2 separate regions of the Homo sapiens genome follow, and region 2 is linked to region 1. Evidence: read pairs that join two places in POLR2A ChIA-PET (ENCODE). Cell type or tissue: CD4-positive, alpha-beta T cell. All regions are shown on one strand. Each heading gives the region's core, and the rest is flanking DNA. Links, peaks and the distances in the headings are about the cores only.

What was found. Peaks named below come from ENCODE experiments on the same cell type or tissue, not always from the same donor. Only the 100,000 strongest peaks of a DNase experiment are listed, where the experiment ranks them.
Region 2: POLR2A ChIA-PET joins it to region 1 with 10 read pairs; 3 of 35 experiments call an interaction of 5 or more read pairs at or near these places.

Annotation. Positions count from the first base shown.
Region 1 is chr20:44,951,763-44,959,265 of GRCh38, forward strand. It overlaps TOMM34 (translocase of outer mitochondrial membrane 34), which reads right to left. Exons shown (of 7, transcript NM_006809.5): 2 at 4,624-4,723; 3 at 3,306-3,458; 4 at 71-240. It overlaps LOC124904912 (a long non-coding RNA gene), which reads left to right and starts at 3,454. Exons shown (of 2, transcript XR_007067599.1): 1 at 3,454-3,858; 2 at 6,575-7,503. In CD4-positive, alpha-beta T cell, for the core only: no CTCF peak of the experiment used is centred there; no DNase peak of the experiment used is centred there; H3K4me3 peaks cover 10 bases.
Region 2 is chr20:44,733,298-44,744,085 of GRCh38, forward strand. KCNK15-AS1 (KCNK15 and WISP2 antisense RNA 1) reads right to left here. Exons shown (of 5, transcript NR_132377.1): 2 at 5,523-5,637; 3 at 4,214-4,273. Among named protein-coding and RNA genes, the nearest start is that of KCNK15, 7.2 kb to the right of the region's middle. In CD4-positive, alpha-beta T cell, for the core only: no CTCF peak of the experiment used is centred there; DNase peaks (open chromatin) are centred at 3,554 and 5,714.

The DNA.
Region 1 (7,503 bases), core at 2,504-7,503:
TTGCAGGACTACTCTAAAGAAAATGGATAGTGGGAGATTGCAAGACTCTGGGCAGGGAGTCACAGCTCACCTCTGTTCTTTGTAGCTGTGGTTTCTTTGGATTTGCTTTTAGCCATCTCTTTGTGGTTCTCCGAAGGCAAGGAATTCCACCTCTTCTGAGCTGAAACAGGCACCAAGGGGATTGAGGGCAGCTTCAGGCGCCACTCAGGCCCAAGCGAGTCCATGAGAGCTCTGGTCATTCTGGAAAAGAAGGCAGGATTGCAGGGAGGTTTCCAGCTGGGTCAAGAAGATATTTCTCCTTTCACACACCCATGGGAGGTAGGCCTTTTCAGAAGAGCCAGAGCTGCCACCCTCCCCCTGGTCGGAACCACCTCTTTAGCTCCTCCAACACGTGCAATACAGGAACCCATAAACACCATCTCAGATCAGTCCCCATGACATTCCTTGAGCTTGGTCAAACTATGTTACCTTTAAAGTGGTGATCTGTTGCTTGTTAAGGATACTTAAACCATGATCCAAAAAGACTATAGTTTCTCCAAGAAAGAATCATACATTTTGTTTCATATTTTATCAATGAATCAAGTACACAACCATGCAAGCACCTGACATTTGTTTAATGCTCAGGCTTTTTAAAAAATGCAAAGCTTATGTCATTCTCAAATCTTACAACTCCTCAGGGGTTCCCAATTCCCTAGGCTAATGTGGCATGTGAGATCTGGTCCCCACCCCTTCCTGTCCCCCTTCACTGTGAGCCACATTCTCTTCTGATCCTTCTGTTCAAGACTTTGCACATGCTTTTTCCTCTACCCAGAACAACCATTTTCATTTTGGAAAAAGATTGCCACCTTCCAGGCCCGGCTAACTCCAACTTATTCTTTAGATTTCAGCTTAAAATGCCACCCAGAGACCAAGTTCATTCTGTCAACTGATCTCCAGCACCTGGTATGTCACCTAGCAACCACCAAGGCCCAATCAGTTATGTGTTGAATGAGTGAATAATGCTAACTGTATACTTTTTCTGCTCCTACAACCATGTTTCCTATATTACAAGAATAAAAACCACAGACTGTATCACTACAAATTCCAAGATGTCTCTGGCTAGGCTGTTTTCCTGGCGGCCAAGCTATTTCAAACCTCTGCTCTCCTCAAACCTGTTCCCTGGCCCTTCCCCTTTTTTAGAGCAAACTTCCTCATACCCCAAATACAAACCTACCTGCCTGGGTGCCCAATCCTTCCTATTTCTCTCCTGTCACAACAGAAGAGACAATGGGACCAATCCACCCACCTAAGCTCTGGATCCCATCTCCTCTTGCCTCTTTCAGGGACCACACCCAGGCAGCACCTCCCTCTCCCACATCTTCATCCTTCCTCTCTACTAACTCCAACCGTCAGCATTTAAGTCCCTTTAACTCTTTCCTCACCTAATAAAACCATACTGGACACCCCTTGCCATCACAGGTATACTCCCCAGCTTCTCTTCAAGCCTGACTTTCTGAAAGCATTGCCCTCTGGCTCCTGATCCCACTGACCAGCTTCCATCAGAGCCACCGGTGACTTCATTGCCAAACCTTTAATGTAAGCTCCTTGGAACACCTGACACTAATGATGTCTCCATCTTTCTTGAAATACTCCTTCCCTTGGGACATCAATGCCCTGTTTCCTCCCACCTCTCTAGCTGCTGTTCCTCTGTAAGTCCCTCAAATGCTGGAGTTTCTCAAAGCTCCATCCTCTTCACACTAGCTGTGATGTTCTTTTTCTTTCTCACAGCCCTAATCCACCTCTGCGCTGATGACCCTCAAATCCTTATGTCTGGCCTGTATTTTCTTCCTTTGTTCCATGTAAATACCCAACCGTCCTACTTAGATCTCTAGTCTTATGTCCCACAGTCACCTCCGACTGAATGTCAATAATCTGAGTGTCTTCTTCTATTCCTCCCTTCTCGATACCCCGCAACCACTAAAGCTTGTTGATATACTTCCTACATGTCCCCTGACTGGTCCCATTGTTTTCTCTCCACCCTCTCCCCTGGATTGCTGCATGACTCCTTTCTATTCTGTTGCCCTTCATATCATCCCTCAACATGGCAGCAAAGAGCTTTTCTCTAAAATACAAATCTGCTCATGTTGCTCCACTGCTAAAGACCTTTTCATAAAGGCTGACTTGCTCAGGATTAAGTCCAAGCCCTGAACCCTGGGTCTTGTGTGACTTGGCCTCACCAACCTGTCCCAAGCTGAGCTCCTGCCTGCAGCACCATGTGAAACCGACTTCTTACAATTCCTGTGATCTGTCACACTTGCTCACCTTTGCACACGCTGCTCTGTCTTCTGGCTAACCCCCTACCCCATATCTCTCATTCTTAGCTCACCTCCTCTGAAAAGCTCTCTCTGGCCTCCCCCTCTCCCTCTCAGCTAGCTAGGTGGCTCCTTTCTGGCCTCAGAGCCCCCTGTGCTGCCTCCTACCATGGCGCTTATCATGTTGTATTGTGCTTGCCTATTACTGACTGGTGTCTTCCTTGAGACCGGGACCTCTATGACGGCAGGAAGAGGTATGTCTCAGTCATCAGCCCAGGTCCTAGAGCAAAGTCTGTCACATAATTGGTAGATTTTGTGGAATCAGATAAGTTAAAAAGGAGGCAAAGAGAAAACAAAGAATGCTGGCAGACAAGTCAAGCCAGAAATAAAGCACTAAATACATACCATGAAGTCCCTGTTAAGGGTTTGCTATTAGTGCAGTGTTTGGCTTTCTAGCCGCACACGCAGAGGGGAAACATGATCAGTTATACAAATGACAATATCCATGAGATAAAAGCCAATAACTGCTCAGAGACCAGAAAGGAATTGCACCTGGGGAACCTCTTGGATTGGTCACAGTGCAATATACTGAACCATGTCCACAAACCATATCCTTTTAGGCTTGTCATAGCTGCTTGGGCTTGTGTCTTATTCTTCTAATTAGCGTTAGCGCTTTGAAGGTAAGTGGGGTCTGTATCTCTTTCTCATTTTGGTATCCCCCACTGAACCGGGCACAACACCTTAAACAGTGTACAATAAATATTACTGTGTACATAGATACTGTGAGGCACATGTAGGCAAATATCAATCAATCAATCTTAGTAATTGACTCCCTGAAAACCTGCTAAATAAAAAAGCAGATTTTCCTTTCTCAGCTTCCCCTACATGCCCATCGGGAGTTTTTTAAGTGTAGCCAAAGGGATCCCCTCAGAAGACAGACAAGGCAATGGCCCGCAGCCAATCAAGAAGGACAGGGAGTTGCCGTGGAGACCACCTGCTGGGAATGGAGCTCACCTGTTGATGCCTTCTACGGCTGACGTCACATTATCATCAATCTGCAGCACAGTCTTATAGTCAACATAGGCCATAGGGTACTTCTCCAGAGCCTCATAAGCAGATGCTCGCCGCAGCAGGGGCTTAATGCTGAAGGGAACCAAGGCCAGTGCTCTAGAATAGGAGGCAAAAATGTCAACTGGCTGGCTGCTGAGCCACCAGGGTTTCCCTACAGTTTCTTCCAGGCAGGGTTATCTGGAGCACTCAGCGTACAGGAAGTAATTTCTGGCCGAGAGACATGGCTAAAAACGCCAAACCTCAGAACAGGGATTTTTCAACGTAGACTGAAGTGAGGAGGAGAAAGAAGGCAGAGAAACATGAATTTTGTTAAATGTGTGTGCACATGCATCAATTTTCATAGTTTCAGTTCCCCCAAAATCAAGAACAAAAGCCTCATGGCTTTCATGCTACTATGTTTTTTTACAGTTGTGGTCTAGTGGGAATAACAAACAAGCTTTGGAGTCAGATGGGGTGGTGTCTGAATTCCACCTCTGCTGCTAACTATGTGACCCAGGTAAATCACTTTACTGCCCCAACCCTCAGCAACCAAGTTCTGGCCTGGGACACATGGTAACCGTACCCCACAGATTGGTTGTGAACACTCAAAGAGGGAAATCTGGCACAAGGCATGGCACAAATTAATTCAGCACAGGCTCTGTGAGTATGCTCACACCCCTCCTGCTCTCCTGGCTATCACCAGGGCAGGAATCTAAAGCAATGTCAGAGGACATCAGATCTGAGAACACATTTCAGGTAAATGTGAGAGTTTAATGATGATAAAAGAATATTAGACTGGCTTGAAGAAAAAGAGATATGAAACATTGTTCAGTGTCCTCTAAAACTGGTCATTCATGAATACCATTTTTTTCCTTTCTCCTTCTGAGACAATCTATTAACCTCTATTCCTCCTTCTTTCCTTCGCTCCCTTCCCCTCACATACTCCCATCCCAGAAAAGCACCTGGGCAAGCCAGTTACTGGTCTGCCACTCCACCTTATTCCCAGGTTTCAAATTGCACAAAGACTTTACGGCCTGCTTCTAACTGCCCATCCCACTCCTTTTTCGGCAGCAGAGCCAAGACTCCAAAGATGCAAGTCACGGGCCATAAGGACCAAATAAAGACTCCCATTCTCAGTGACCTGGTGAAACTCAGTGACACTTTCTTAATATCTGTCCCAGATGTAATTGATGGGATCCTTCCAAAGAAGAAACAAGCCAGATTAACCCAGCCTCCTCTTCTGAGACCCTCAGGCATCCCAAAATTACCCTTGGCCACTTACGAAGTGCAATCTTTGATGCAGTCTCTGCAGTTTCCATCCTTCAAGTGACATGCTGCTCGGTTGGAGTAGAGAACACTTTCTTCTTCTGGGTCTGAAGAACCTGCCCAGATAGAGTGGGGAAGATGATCAGTTTGGAAAATGGGTGCCTCAGGGCATTAGGATACATTTCAAACTCAGAGCTCTTTGGGCCTTGTGTTAAGGCAGTAGAGATAACTATAACCTGTTCAGGCTTGTTGGTCTGCTGGGCTGGCGTGTTTGTCATTCTTATGTGACAGAAGGACACTGCGCTTTTTGCCATTCAAAGGGAACCAAGTATTTCCTCATTCACTCATTCCAGCACTGAACTTGATAACAGACAAAAGATAAACAAGAAATAGCTAGCTTCTGCCTCAAAGAAATCCATGCTGTAACTACTTGGGTTTGGGTGGATAAATGGATGGATAGGTGTGTATTTTATTACAAAAAGCATTTAAATCCAAGAAAGAAAGAAAAAAAAAAAAAGAAAAGAAAGGGAGGGAGGGAGGGAACAAGATGATAAACGTATGATAAATGGATTGACCAAAAGTTGTAGGGGCACAAAACACCCATGAAAGACATGAGACTAGTTTTACCTGGTCAAGCCAGGGAGGACTTTGTCAGGGAAATGATAATTGAGCTGGGTGTGATGGGAGTACAGAGAACTTAATCAGGAAAAAGTCTTAAGCTACCCCATGGGGAGAATTATTAGACATTCTTCTAAGGCAGTCCTTACCCTCAGGAATCGCAGAGGCTCAAGTCCTTCACTGTGGCCACCATGATCTTTATTTACGTATTTTTTTTTGAGACAGAGTCCTGCTCTGTTGCCCAGCCTGGAGTGCAGTGGAGCGATCTCCGCTCACTGCAACTCCACCTCCTGGGTTCAAGCAATTCTCCTGCCTCAGCCTCAGCCTCCTGAGTAGCTGGGATTACAGGCACTCGCCACCACGCCTGGTAGAGACAGGGTTTCACTATGTTGGCCAAGCTGGTCTTGAACTCCTGACCTCAGGCAATCCGCCTGCCTCGGCCTCCCAAAGTACTGGGATTACAGACGTGAGCCACCGTGCCCAACCAACAATGATCTTTATTTTTAAAGATAATTTTCAACCACTTCATACCCACTAGTGTCGGCCATTATTTTAAAAAGAATTGAAAACAGGGTCTCTTTTTGAAAATTTTGAAACATACAGAAGACCATTATCTCAGAATCCACCACTAGATTTAGCACGTTATATTAGTTCCCAACTTTTTTAATTTTTAGAGACAGCGTCTCCCTCTGTTGCCCAGGCTGAAGTGTAGTAGCACAATCATAGCTCACTGCAGCCTCAAACTCTTGGGCTCAAGTGATCTTCCCAGCTCAGCCTACCAAGCAGATAGGACTACAGGTGTGTACCCCCAAGCCCAGTTAATTTTTAAAGTTTTTGTAGAGACAGAGTCCCACTGTGTTGCCCAGGTTGGTCTTGAATGCCTAGCCTCAAGTGATCCTCCCGCTTTGGCCTCCCAAAGTGTTGGGATTATAGGCATGAGCTATGGCACCCAACCCTTAAAAATTTTTTTGATAAGCTAAAACTCCAGCCATCCCCATCCTTATCCCTGTGCTCCCTCCCCAGACTCACAGAGGCCAGTACAATCCTGAAGTTGGTATGTAACATTTTCAAGCATGTTCTACATTTACATATATATGTATATATGTATATGTATATATGTATACATGTACATGTATATATATGTATATGTATATATATGTGTGTGTGTGTGTGTGTGTTAACAGGAAAGATACCATTTTATGTCTATTAAAGCATTTCCTAAGAGGCATCATATTGCCTATCCTTCTGCAACTTACTTTTTTCACTCAGTATCCTGTTGCCATGTTGATATTTGATATCTTTCATTCAATACCAACAATAACAAGCGTTTTCCCCTCTTGTTTTGCCAGGCCCAGAGACGGAAAGTACAAAGACTAGTAAAATACATCCTTGCCCTTAAGGAGCTAAGTACCCAAAACCTGTAATCCATCTTGAGTCACCAGAGTACGGTTGCTCAGAAACAGCAGTGGTGCGGTGGAAAGGGCATCAACCCTGCGATCCGGACAAGTCACTCCATCCCTCTGATCATGCGTGCCCACCTACCACATGAGGATATCACTTCATAGACTTGCTGGAAGGGTTCATTGTGTTAGCCTGTTCCCTGAGCTCTCTTCGTGATCAAGAAGACTGATCAGATAAATCAAGAGACTTGCCCAAAATTACCTAGGAAATCTGTAGCAGCAGCAGAACCAAACTCCGGTCCTTGCTAAATCTAGATACCAGGCTAGCTTTTCTATGGACCCAGAATTAACCCATACAAATGTACAAGCTTTTCCAGACCAGCTGGGGTGAGATGAATGAAAATGGCAGCAACATCAATACCTCAGCTTCTTCAGCAACTTCATCAAGTAAGGCTGCCATGAGGAAGTGGGCCTAAAGGAGAGTTTTCTAGAACAAAGAAGGGGGCAAAGGAGTGGCTTGAAACTGCAAAAAGTGCAGACAAAAAAAAAAAAAAAAAGAATGAAATCTGGAGAGGATGTGAGGAGAGGTCTAGCAAAATGATTAAAAATTTGGACTTAGCATCAAAGTCAAACAGATCCATATTCAAATCGTGGCTCTTCCATGTCTTCACTATGTAACCCCGAGGGAGCCAATTTAACTCTCTTGGACTCCTCCTTTCTAAGCATTTTATCCACAGGGCCATAATAAAGATCAAAGGAGATCGTGTCTAAAATGTCTAGCACATGGTAAATCACTCAAGAGATGCTAGCCAAGAAAAGGAAAAAAAGGAAGGCGGCAAAGGGAAATAGGTACTGAACGGTGACTCACAGAAACCAGG
Region 2 (10,788 bases), core at 3,218-8,217, 220 kb before region 1:
CTCCAAAATCCACCTTGGTCTCCCTCTCTTCACTACCCACAAGATAATCACTATCCTGACTTCTAACAGATAGATCCATTGTACCTGACCAGAGGCAGCAGCCATCACCTGGAGACTTGTTAGAAATGCCCCATCCCAGACCTACAGAAGCTCTGGGAGTAGGGCCCAGAAATCTATTTTAACAAACCTCCCATCTCGTTAAAATCAGACACAGCTCCAGCTCGGGGGAGGACAGCAGTGATGTGCTGCTGCCTCCTTGTGGCATTTCCATGCATGAACAGCCGAGAGGCCACCTGCCAGGAGGAGGCTGTCTTCAAGGGGCAACTCCAACAGCCTCCCTGGGAGGTACCCCTCGACTTTCTGCCTAGGAAAGGGGAGGCAACCAATGGCCACCATGTGTCAGGTGCTAACGAAAAGGCCACCTGCCTCTCCATGGCTAAAATGTGGTCTAGGGTCTGAGGTGCATTCTCAGCCATCTGATTCTCAAGAATTCATCTTTTTTCACTTCCACTGACATGAATTATGACATCAGGGAGAACCCAAGGGCAGAAGTAGGGGCCAAGTCCTCTTCATCACCTCCAGGTTGGCTGACAAACTTGGTTGCAAGTGGCCCCATCACACTGGCCTGGTCTTTATCTATGGCCCCTTTGTCAGAGGCGTTAGACCAGAGCAACTCCATTTTGAGTAGGGGCTGGGTAAAATAAGGCTGAGTCCTACTGGGCTGCATTGCCAGACGATGAGGCATTCTAAGTCACAGGATGAGATGGGAGGTCGGCACAAGATACAGATCATAAAGACCTTGTTGATAAAACAGGCTGCAGAAGCTGGCCAAAACCCACCAAAACCAAGATGGCGACGAGAGTGACCTCTGGTAGTCCTCACTGCCACACTCCTACCAGCGCCATGAGAGTTTACAAATGCCATGCCAATGTCAGGAAGTTACACTCTATGGTCTAAAAAGGGGACACATGAATAATCCACCTCTTGTTTAGCATGTCATCAAGAAATAACCTTAAAAATGGGCAACCGGCAGCCCTGAGGGCTCTTCTGTCTATGGAGTAGCCATTCTTTATTCCTTTACTTTCTTAATAAACTTGCTTTCTCTTTGTGGACTTGCCTTAAATTCTTTCTTGCAGGAGATCCAAGAACACTCTCTTGGGGTCTGGATCAGGACCCCTTTCTGGTCACACCTCCACTGCCCAATGCCCCCTCACCACTGGCTTTCATGAAAAAGGTTTTAACGTCTTCGCTGGGCCAGGTCTTTTCATCCAGTCTCTGTTGGATGGCCAATAACCTAACGTGAACCTCTTCAGCAGCTTCTCCCCTGCCCTGAAGCCAGCAGGGGTGGGACACAGGTGACTGACTTGACTCCCTCTACCCTCTCAACCCCCTCACTACCACTCACCTCAAGGACACACCCTCCAGGTCCACTAACCCCCCTGCCTCTCTCAGTCTCTGAGACATCTCACTGCAGTCCCACTCCCCTGCCTTCCTCTCTTGACCCCTGCTCTGTGGCCATCTGACTAAAACCCAGAGTTGGAGAACCTGGTGGTATCACCGCTTACTCCAGATGGCTGATGATCTTTATGTTCTGGATCGGGTCTCAATCCAGACCCCAAGAGAGGGTTCTTGGAGCTCGCACAAGAAATAACTCAGGGTGAGTCCATAAAGTGAAAGTGAGTTTATTAAGAAAGTAAAGGAATAAAGAATGGCTACTCTAAGTCACAGGATTCTAAGTCACAGGATGAGATAGGAGGTCAGCACAAGATACAGATCATAAAGACCTTGTGGTAAGACAGGTTGCAATCAAGAAGTCGGCTAAATCAGAACCTGGTGGCAGAAACTGGTGCTGCGCTGCCTACTCCAGATGGCTGATGTGGCATCTGTGGAATGCAAAGTCTCCCTGAGTCTTTTCCCCACGTCAGGAAGATTGCTTAAGTATCAGACTGCAGTTGCCAGAATAAATCTAAATTTATTTTAAATGTTCATGTCAACAGTCATATTTGTAATGTTTTTTTCCTTAAAAAACATGTTGTACATATGGATGTTCGTCATTGCTATTTATACCTTTATGCCTGTCTTTATTAGCTAGGGTAAACCAGATCCCAGTAATAAATAAACCCGAAATCCAGTGGCATACCAAGGGACCAGGGGAGGTGGTAGTGTTACAGGAAGGGGGTCCCAGTCCAGACCCCAAGAGAGGGATCTGGATCTTGGAACTCGCGTAAGAAAGAACTCAAGGCGAGTCCATAAAGTGAAAGTGAATTTATTAAGAAAGCAAAGGAATAATGCTCCATAGACAGAGCAGCCCCGAGGGCTGCTGGTTGCCTATTTTTATGGTTATTTCTTGATGATATGCTCAACAAGGGATAGATTATTAATGCCTCCCCTTTTTAGACCATATAGGGTAACTTCCTGACGTTGCCATGGCATTTGTAAACTCTCATGGCGCTGGTGAGAGTCTAGCAGTGAGGACGACCAGCGGTCACTCTCGAGGCCATTTTGATTTTGGTGGGTTTTAGCCGGCTTCTTTATTGCAACCTGTTTTATCAGCAAGGTCTTTACGACTTGTATCTTGTGCCAACGTCCTATCTCATCCTGTGACTTAGAATGCCTTAACCATCTGAGAATGAAGCCCAGCAGGTCTCAGCCTTATTTTACCCAGCCCCTATTCAAGATGGAATCGCTCTGGTTCAAATGCTTCTAACAGTGGGAGTTTTCTCCCTGGTGAGAAGGAATATTTTAACACTAATGTTTAGAATTGCTGGCATGTGGTGATAATAAAAAGCAGATTGACTTTTAGACCTTTTCATTACTGTTTTAAAATTCTGTACAGACAATGTACCCCTTTATCACCTGCATCCACTTCCACTACCACCAGCGCCATTGGAACGTCACTGCCAAAATGCTTACTAGCCAAAGCACAAAGTCTATGTGTGTTACGTAACATTCCCTATGGGTGCTTCTGCTTGGTGGGCTCCCCTACATGGTGATACAGGGACTCAGGATCCTTCGTCTAGGGCTCCTCCTTCCTCTCTCCTTCTCCCAATCATCTGCATCCAGTAAGGCCTGACTAGGTCAGGGAGGAAGCCCAGACAATCAATTCATGGAGAGCCGGAGCCAGGAAGTTGCACACAGAACTTCTGCTCTTGTCTCATTGGTTAAAACTCAGTCACATGGTCACACCCAACTGCAAGGGAGGCTGGGAAATGTAGTCTATCTACATTTCATGTGCTATCACAAACATCCATCAGTCTTTGCCACAATGTCTTAAATATTTCACAATAAAGAAATGTCAAATGTTTGTGTTAGACAAGAATGTGGATAAACTACCTTCTTTCTCTAGTATAGGAATTTTACCATGGGACAGATAGTCATGGTTCAAAGTCATGAAACAAATGATCTCAAATTTTATACTGTCCCAGTGACCAGAATGCTGAGTTCACAGAGCTTTCCACTGCCTCTTTCTCCTACTCAGATGATTTCCCTTCTATCTGAGCACATGCCTAGACTACATTTCCCAGTCTCCTTTGCAGCTAGGTGTGGCCATGTGACTCAATCTTTACCAATAAAATATGAAGGGAAGTGACATGTGCCACTTCCTGACCTGAGCCTTACAAGTTTGTGTGCCTGCTTCGAGTTCTTTCCCCTTCCCATTGGCTGCAACCCTCTGTGCCCCAGCTTCCACTGTGCAGACAGGAATAGTATCCTGGGGCAGTGCAGTGATTCTCAAACTTGCAGAATCACTCGGAGGGCCTGTAAAGACACAGATGGCTGGGCCCCACACCTAAAGTTCCTGATTCGCTAGGCCCAGGATAGGGCTGGAGAATTGACATTTCTAACAAGTTCCCAGGTGCTGTTGAAGCTGCCAGTCCAAGGACCACTCTGGAAACCACTGTCCTAAGGAATGATGGGGTGCACTATGAAGAAACCTGGGTCTCTGAGTGGCCCCCTGGATCATAGCTGCCTTGACAACTTGGCAGCGCAGTTGAAAAAGAAGTAAACTTTTGTCTTCTTTAAGTCACTGCACTGCTGGGCATCTTTGTTACAGCAGCTTAACCTTTAACCACACTAACAGAGTTGGGATTCTGTCACTTGCAACCAAGAGTCCTGACCAATACAGACTCGAAGCTTAACTTCAGTAAGTTCCGCCACTAAGAGAGTTTGCTTCTTTTTTCCTGCTTATCCCAAACCCGCAGTTTTTTCATCTTACCTTAGTATTGACCAGGATTCCGGAAGGAGATATGCACATGCACCAAGCCCTAGGAAGGACCTGGAAGGTGGAGAATATTCCACTATGCTACAATCTTTTCAAACATTAACATTATTATTATCTCAACTACTTGCCTGAGTCCCTTGAACACAGGCCCAGCTCTGAAATGTAGTTGCCATGGGGTCTGGAAACAGCCCAGACACCCACTCCTCATTGGTGGGTACCTCTTGTGCTGTTTTCCTGGCTCTAGGTGAACATTCACACCGTGCAGGTAAAGAAGGGTGCAAATGCAGGTTATGGGGACTCGTGTGGCTCAAGCTCTACCTTGGAATGTGTGGCTCAGAGCCCTGGGGATCAAGCTTGGCAGTGGGAGAGGAGGTGGGGGGAAGGTTCCATGGCCCTGAGAGAAGAGGACTCACAACATCTTCAGGGCTCTGTTTCCTGAGGTTAATGGGCCCTCAGCAAAGCACTTAGAGGGTGTTTCTGTGTTTCTCTTGCCTACTCCTCTGCCATGAATAGGTGGGCCACAATGGGGTCCATGTAGAATAGTGTTTTTCCTATGGTCATTTAGCAAGTCTTGGACAGAGTCCATTTGAGAACCAGGCCTCCTGTCTCCCAGCCCAGGGATTTAAAAAATTATCCCATCCTAGTTTGGAAAGCAGCCATGTCCCGAACTGCAATATGGGCTCTGGCCTTTGGAGGACCAGAGAGAGCCTAGCAATGGCCTCTTCCACGTCCTGAAGAAAGTACTGCAGGGGGTGGGCACAGTGACTCACGCCTGTAATTCCAGCACTTTGGGAGGCTGAGGAGGTTGGATTGCTTGAGCTTAGGAGTTCGAGACCAGCCTGGGCAACATGGCGAAACCCCATCTCTACAAACAATACAAAAATTAGCCAGGCATGATGGCTTGTGCCTGTAGTCCCAGCTACTTGGGGGGCTGAGGTGGGAGGATAGCTTGAGCCCAGGAGGCAGAGGTTGCAGAGCCAAGATCGCACCATTGCACTCCAGCGTAGGTGACAGAGTGAGACCCCTGTCTCCAAAAAAAAAAAAAAAAAAAAAAAAAAAAAGTTCCTGCAGGCATGATATGGTGGTATTTGACACCTCTTGTCCGTCCTTGGCTTTGGGGCTTTAGCTGTAAATCTGAGACAATAGGAAAAGTCCCATTTAAGAGTCTCTTACATGTGTGTCATTTAACTTAATCCTCATGACAGCCTTATATGGGAAGTGTATTAAAGAGGGTAATGCTAGTTGCTATAGCGAACAGCCCCCAAGATCTAGTGGCTTAACACAATAGCAGTTTATCTCTTACCTAATATTGCAAGGCAGGTGTTTGTTCCTGGTTGGAGAGATTTCCTTTACGTGGTGATCCGGGTGACTTCCATGTTGCAGCTTTGCCATCCTGCAGGGCTTTGGGTTCTCTGCATCTAGACAGACAGGGATGGAGAAGCTCACCTACTTCCTCGAGGCCCTGCCTGGAAGTGACACTCACCACTCCTGCTCACATTCCATTGGTGGAGACTAGTCACATGGTCACACCTAGATGCCAAGGATGCTGGGAAATGTAGTCTCCAGTGGGGCACATGTCTTCCAGAGACAATTCCACACTATGGAGTCTTTTCCAGAGTTAGTGCACAAAGTCCTCTTTACTAATCTGTTTAACCAGCTTGCCAGGCTAACCAGCGCTCTCCATGCTCTCTGAATGCAACGCTACTGCCCCAGGCATACTGAATGCTTATGGCTAGTAAGCCATTCCCTAGGCCCCTGGTCGCCTTTGGCTCTTGGCCGTAGAAGAGCATGCTTGCCAACAGTCTGCTGGGTCTGTTCCCAAATCAGTTTGCACACAGCACACTTAATATTGTAACAATGTAACTGAATTAGATATTCCATAAACTGATGAAATATGAGTGCAAAAGGAAGAGATTTGTTTTTCTGAAAACTGAATGAAGACTGGTTGCTAAAAAGAATACTGTCAAATTAGGTGTGGAAGAAACAACTACAAAACATCTAGAAAAAAAAAAACCCACAAGAATCTAGAGGGATTCTGCACTCCAGTTGCCATACAAATGTCTGCAGGTCCTTGCCCCACTTTAAAGAAACCAGAATTGGCCAGGGACGGTGGCTCATGCCTGCAATCCCAGCACTTTGAGAGGAATTACAGGTATGAGCCACTGTGCCCAGCCCCTGCAGGACTTTCTTCAGGACATTATACCAGCTTTCCTTCCCTCAAAAGCCTCCTTAGCCTATATAAAGCGAAGATTATGAATAAATGTTAAGGGCAGGTTTCTGGAACCAGACAGCCTGTATTTGAATCAAGCAGTCCTCCTGCCTCAGACTCTCAAGTATCTGGGACAATAGGCTCACACCATGGCACCTGGCTTGAAATTTCAACTTAATTCAATTTTAATTAATTTAACTATAAATGGCCACATATGGTTACTGGCTAAGGCATTGGGTAGGGAAGCTCTGTGTTACACTAACATTAGCACATGTATTTCTTCACGTCTCAGGCTCTTTCTTTGCCTTGACTCTTTCTAGCCCATGATGTCTTGTGAAATGCAAGTCCTGCCCCCGTTGATTCAGACAGACAGCTCTTGATTCCAACATATTATGCTGACTGGGAAAGGGAGGGGTGGTCCTTGGCAGGAGGAAAAGGGACAGGCCTCTGTCTGTAGCAACTGGGCTCAAATTGCCATATGGCAGCAACTGCCACCTGTAACACTGCCATGCTAAGCTCCTCACTGGCAGGGAAGGGCTGCTGTCAAGAGCAAGAGCTCAGCAGCTGGTTCCCCCTCTCCTTGGAATTGTGACTTTGAAAAAAATCTCTGCATACTTCTGAGCCTCAATTTCCCCATCTATAGGGTGGAATTAACAATGCCTACTGTTGTTCTGAGGATTAAATGAAGTGAGGCCTGCTTTGTGCTTGGATCATACTAACTACTCAATCAATGTTCTCGTTTACTCTAACTCTCAGAGTCACCTTCCACTCAGACCAAATAAACAGCAGGGGAAAAAATAGGGTGGGATGGACAGAGAGAAAATGTTCTTTTAAAAAGTGTTTTATTGGCCAGGCACAGTGGCTCACACCTGTAATCCCAGCACTTTGGGAGGCCAAGGAGGGTGGATCACCTGAAGTCAGGTGTTTGAGATCAGCCTGGCCAACATGGTGAAACCCCATCTCTACTCACAATACAAAAAAAATTAGCTGTGCATGGTGGTGTGTGCCTGTAGTCCCAGCTACTCGGGAGGCTGAGGCAGGAGAATCGCTTGAATCCAGGAGGCTGGGGTTACAGTGAGCCGAGATCGTGCCATTGCACTCCAGCCTGGGCAACAAGAACAAAACTCCATCTCAAAAAAAAAAAAAAAAGTGTTTTATTGTGAAAATTCTCAAATATACATGAAAGTAGAGAGAATGGTTTAGCAAACCTCTATACTCCTATCACTTAGATTTTCAAATCTAAAACAAACCACAGTAAAGGTTTTTTTGTTTTGTTTCTGTTTGTTGAGGCAGGGTCTCACGCTGTCACCCAGGCTGAAGTGCAGTGGCTGATGGACCGACCTCCCCAGGCTCAGGTGATGTGATCACGGCTCACTGAAGCCTCGACCTCCCAGGCTCAAGTAATCCTCCCACCTCAGCCTCCCGAGTAGCTGGGACTATAGGTGTGCACCACCATGCCAGCTAATTTTTTTGTATTTTTTGTAGAGACAAGGTTTCGTCATGTGACCCAAGCTGGTCTTGAATTCCTGGGTTCAAGTGATCTACCCACCTCAGCCTCTCAAAGTGCTGGGATTACAGGCATGAGCCACCACACTCAGCCCAGCGTAAGGGTTTTAATAACTCCATTAACTCAGAGATATGGATCCTCATGAGGCTGAAGAACAAACTCTCAGTGGCTCCAAGGAAATGGTCACAAACACATGTTAGGACCTCTCTGAGCAGCCCTGCCTAAAACCCGTTAGAGACAGAGTCTTGTTCAGACAATTGTCATTTGTCCCCCAAATAATATCCTCATCGGCCTGGGAGCAGTGGTTTCCCCCACTGGGTGTGGCTATGTGTTTTTCTGGTGATACTCAAGATTCCATCTCTCTGGGTCCCCCAAACCGTATGTTTTGTCTTTCAGTGCCCAGAAAATTATGAGAGACCCCAAACTCCTACCAGTAACGTTGCTTAAATTAGCAAGAGACAGCTTTTAATTTCTTGTAACCCAGATCCCTAAATGACAGTCAGGCTACAGAAAAGCCACAGCGGCCACCTCTAAGGAGCTGGCACCTACTGTTCCCTGAGGTTAAAATAATCCATTCTTTCAGGAGAGAGACAAGAGAGAGATGTTATTAGGGAACGTGCCAGATCTTCTGGCTTTCTGGAAAATTACTGGGCTATAGTCTAACTATTAGAAATCAATCCCTTAAGATCCCAGTAGCCCTGGGGAATAGGCAGTGTGGAAAAGGGCAAAGAAGAAATTAATTGGGTGGAGGACAGTACTAACATTTGCTGGGCATACTCTGTGCTGAGCAGTTCTTCATACACTCCATTTAATCCTCACGGGAACACTGTCAGGCAGATATTCCTAGCCCCAGGTCACAGACAAGGAAACTGAAGCTCAGAGAGGTGAAGTTACTTGCCCAAGACACAACCAAGGTCTGGCTAACTCTAACACCCATGTTCTTCTTTGCCACTGCCCTACCCTGTGTGGCCTTAGGTGAGTCTCTCTCTCTCCTTCTGAGCATCAGTTTCCTCTCCCTGAGATGGGAATGGCTTGCCTGGCTCACAGAGGCTTTGGAAGGATCTAGACTCCTAAGTGCTTAGAAGCATGCCCAGCACCCAGCCTGGGACTGGGATTGCCTTTTTTGTCATCCTCAAAGCTGACAACCTTGGAGCTCTGAAAGAAGAAAATCCAAGGCCCCGCTGAGGGACGCGGGTGTGCCTCTGGGGCGATGGGACAGAGGAAAATCACTGGGTTCCCTCAGGTCTCCAAAGGAGGAAGGAGGAGAGGAGGCAGAGGGAGGTAAGCTGAAGGGGGAGGTGCCTCGGGTGTTGCTGTTTTTGGTGACTGCTCAGCTGACAGCTTTCCAACCTGAGAAACACACATACACAAAGTCTAACCTCCTCTGGCTTAAAATAGAGCCACTGAACCAAAAATGCCAAGCACAGGGCAGAGTCATCTGCCTGACGGAGCCAGACAGCTCCCCCATGGCCCCAGTAACATCCACCCCCAGTGGGCACACCTGACCAAGCGCCTCTCAGCTGCGCATCATGGGGCCCTCACAACAGTGGGCAAGCAAAGCCAGCCACGGATCCTCGGCCCCATCCCGGAGACAAGGCAAGTGAGAGCCAGAGAGGCGATGGGAGGGGGATAAAGCCAGCAGCATCTGGCCTGACAAGGATCATGACCTGGGGAACCGGACAGCCCTGAGTTCAATCCTGGCTCAGCCACAGCCTGGCTGGGAGGACTTGGCAGGTTAAGTATCTCTTGGCAGGTTAAGTGCCTCTGTGTCCTGGGCTGTAAGGTGAGAGTCCTGTGAGTGATGTCTGTGATTATGCCTCGCACAGGCAGAGTGTTTGGCCCTGTCCCTGCTTCTGGAAAAAGAATTTTCGACATCTGCACACAGACAGTTGTGAAAAAGGAGGAGAAGCAGCTACTGGCTAAGGGGCACCTGGATAGTGACACAAAACAGCTTCTATAATCCTCTACATGGTCCTATGGGGTGAGGGTCATTACTACCCCCGTTTCTCAGATGAGAAAACCAAGGCACAGGGAAGTACAAGTGTTCTGTTTATGGACACCTAGTGGTATGGTTTGGCTCTGTGTTTCCACCCAAATTGCATCTCCAATTGTAATCCCTGCGTGTTGAAGGAAGGACTTGGTAGGAAGTGATTGACTTATGGAGGCAGTTTTCCCCATGCTGTTCTCGTGATGGTGAGTGAGTTCTCACGAGATCTGATGGTTTAAAAGTGTTTGGCAGTCCCCCTCCTCTCTCTCTCTCCCGCTGCTATGTAAGACATAGCTTGCTTCCCTTTGGTCTCTGCCATGATTGTAAGTTTCCTGAGGCCTCCTCAGGCATGTGGAACTGTGAGTCAATGAAACCTCTTTCCTTCATAAATTACCCAGTCTCAGGTAGTTCTTCATGGTCGTGTGACAACAGACTAATACACCCAGCTAGGAAGTGGAGGAGCTGGAATTCAAACTCAGGTCTTATTGACTCCAGCTGTGTCCACAACCATGCCCTCATTAACTCTCCCCTGAGTGGGCCCTGCCCTTCCCCTAAGATCAGGCCATTCCCCACATCCCACTGTCTCCACAAACTCTTTTCGGGCTCTTGTTGGGCTGTGGGTCCTTGGAGCCCCACTCACTCCGACTCTGAGACTTCAGCCCAGGTTTCTGCTCCTCTGAAGTCTGAGCAGAAATCGGAATATTAAACTTACTGATGCTGTTGCTAAAAATCAGGCTGAGGTAGTGGCACCAGCACGCTGCTTCCAGCCCACTGAGCTTCATCCTGCTTCTCGGGAGAAGAAGGGGTCCAGGCCCTCTCTACCAGGTACTGGGGCCCAATTCTGCCTGGGAACTGAGTCGGACAGG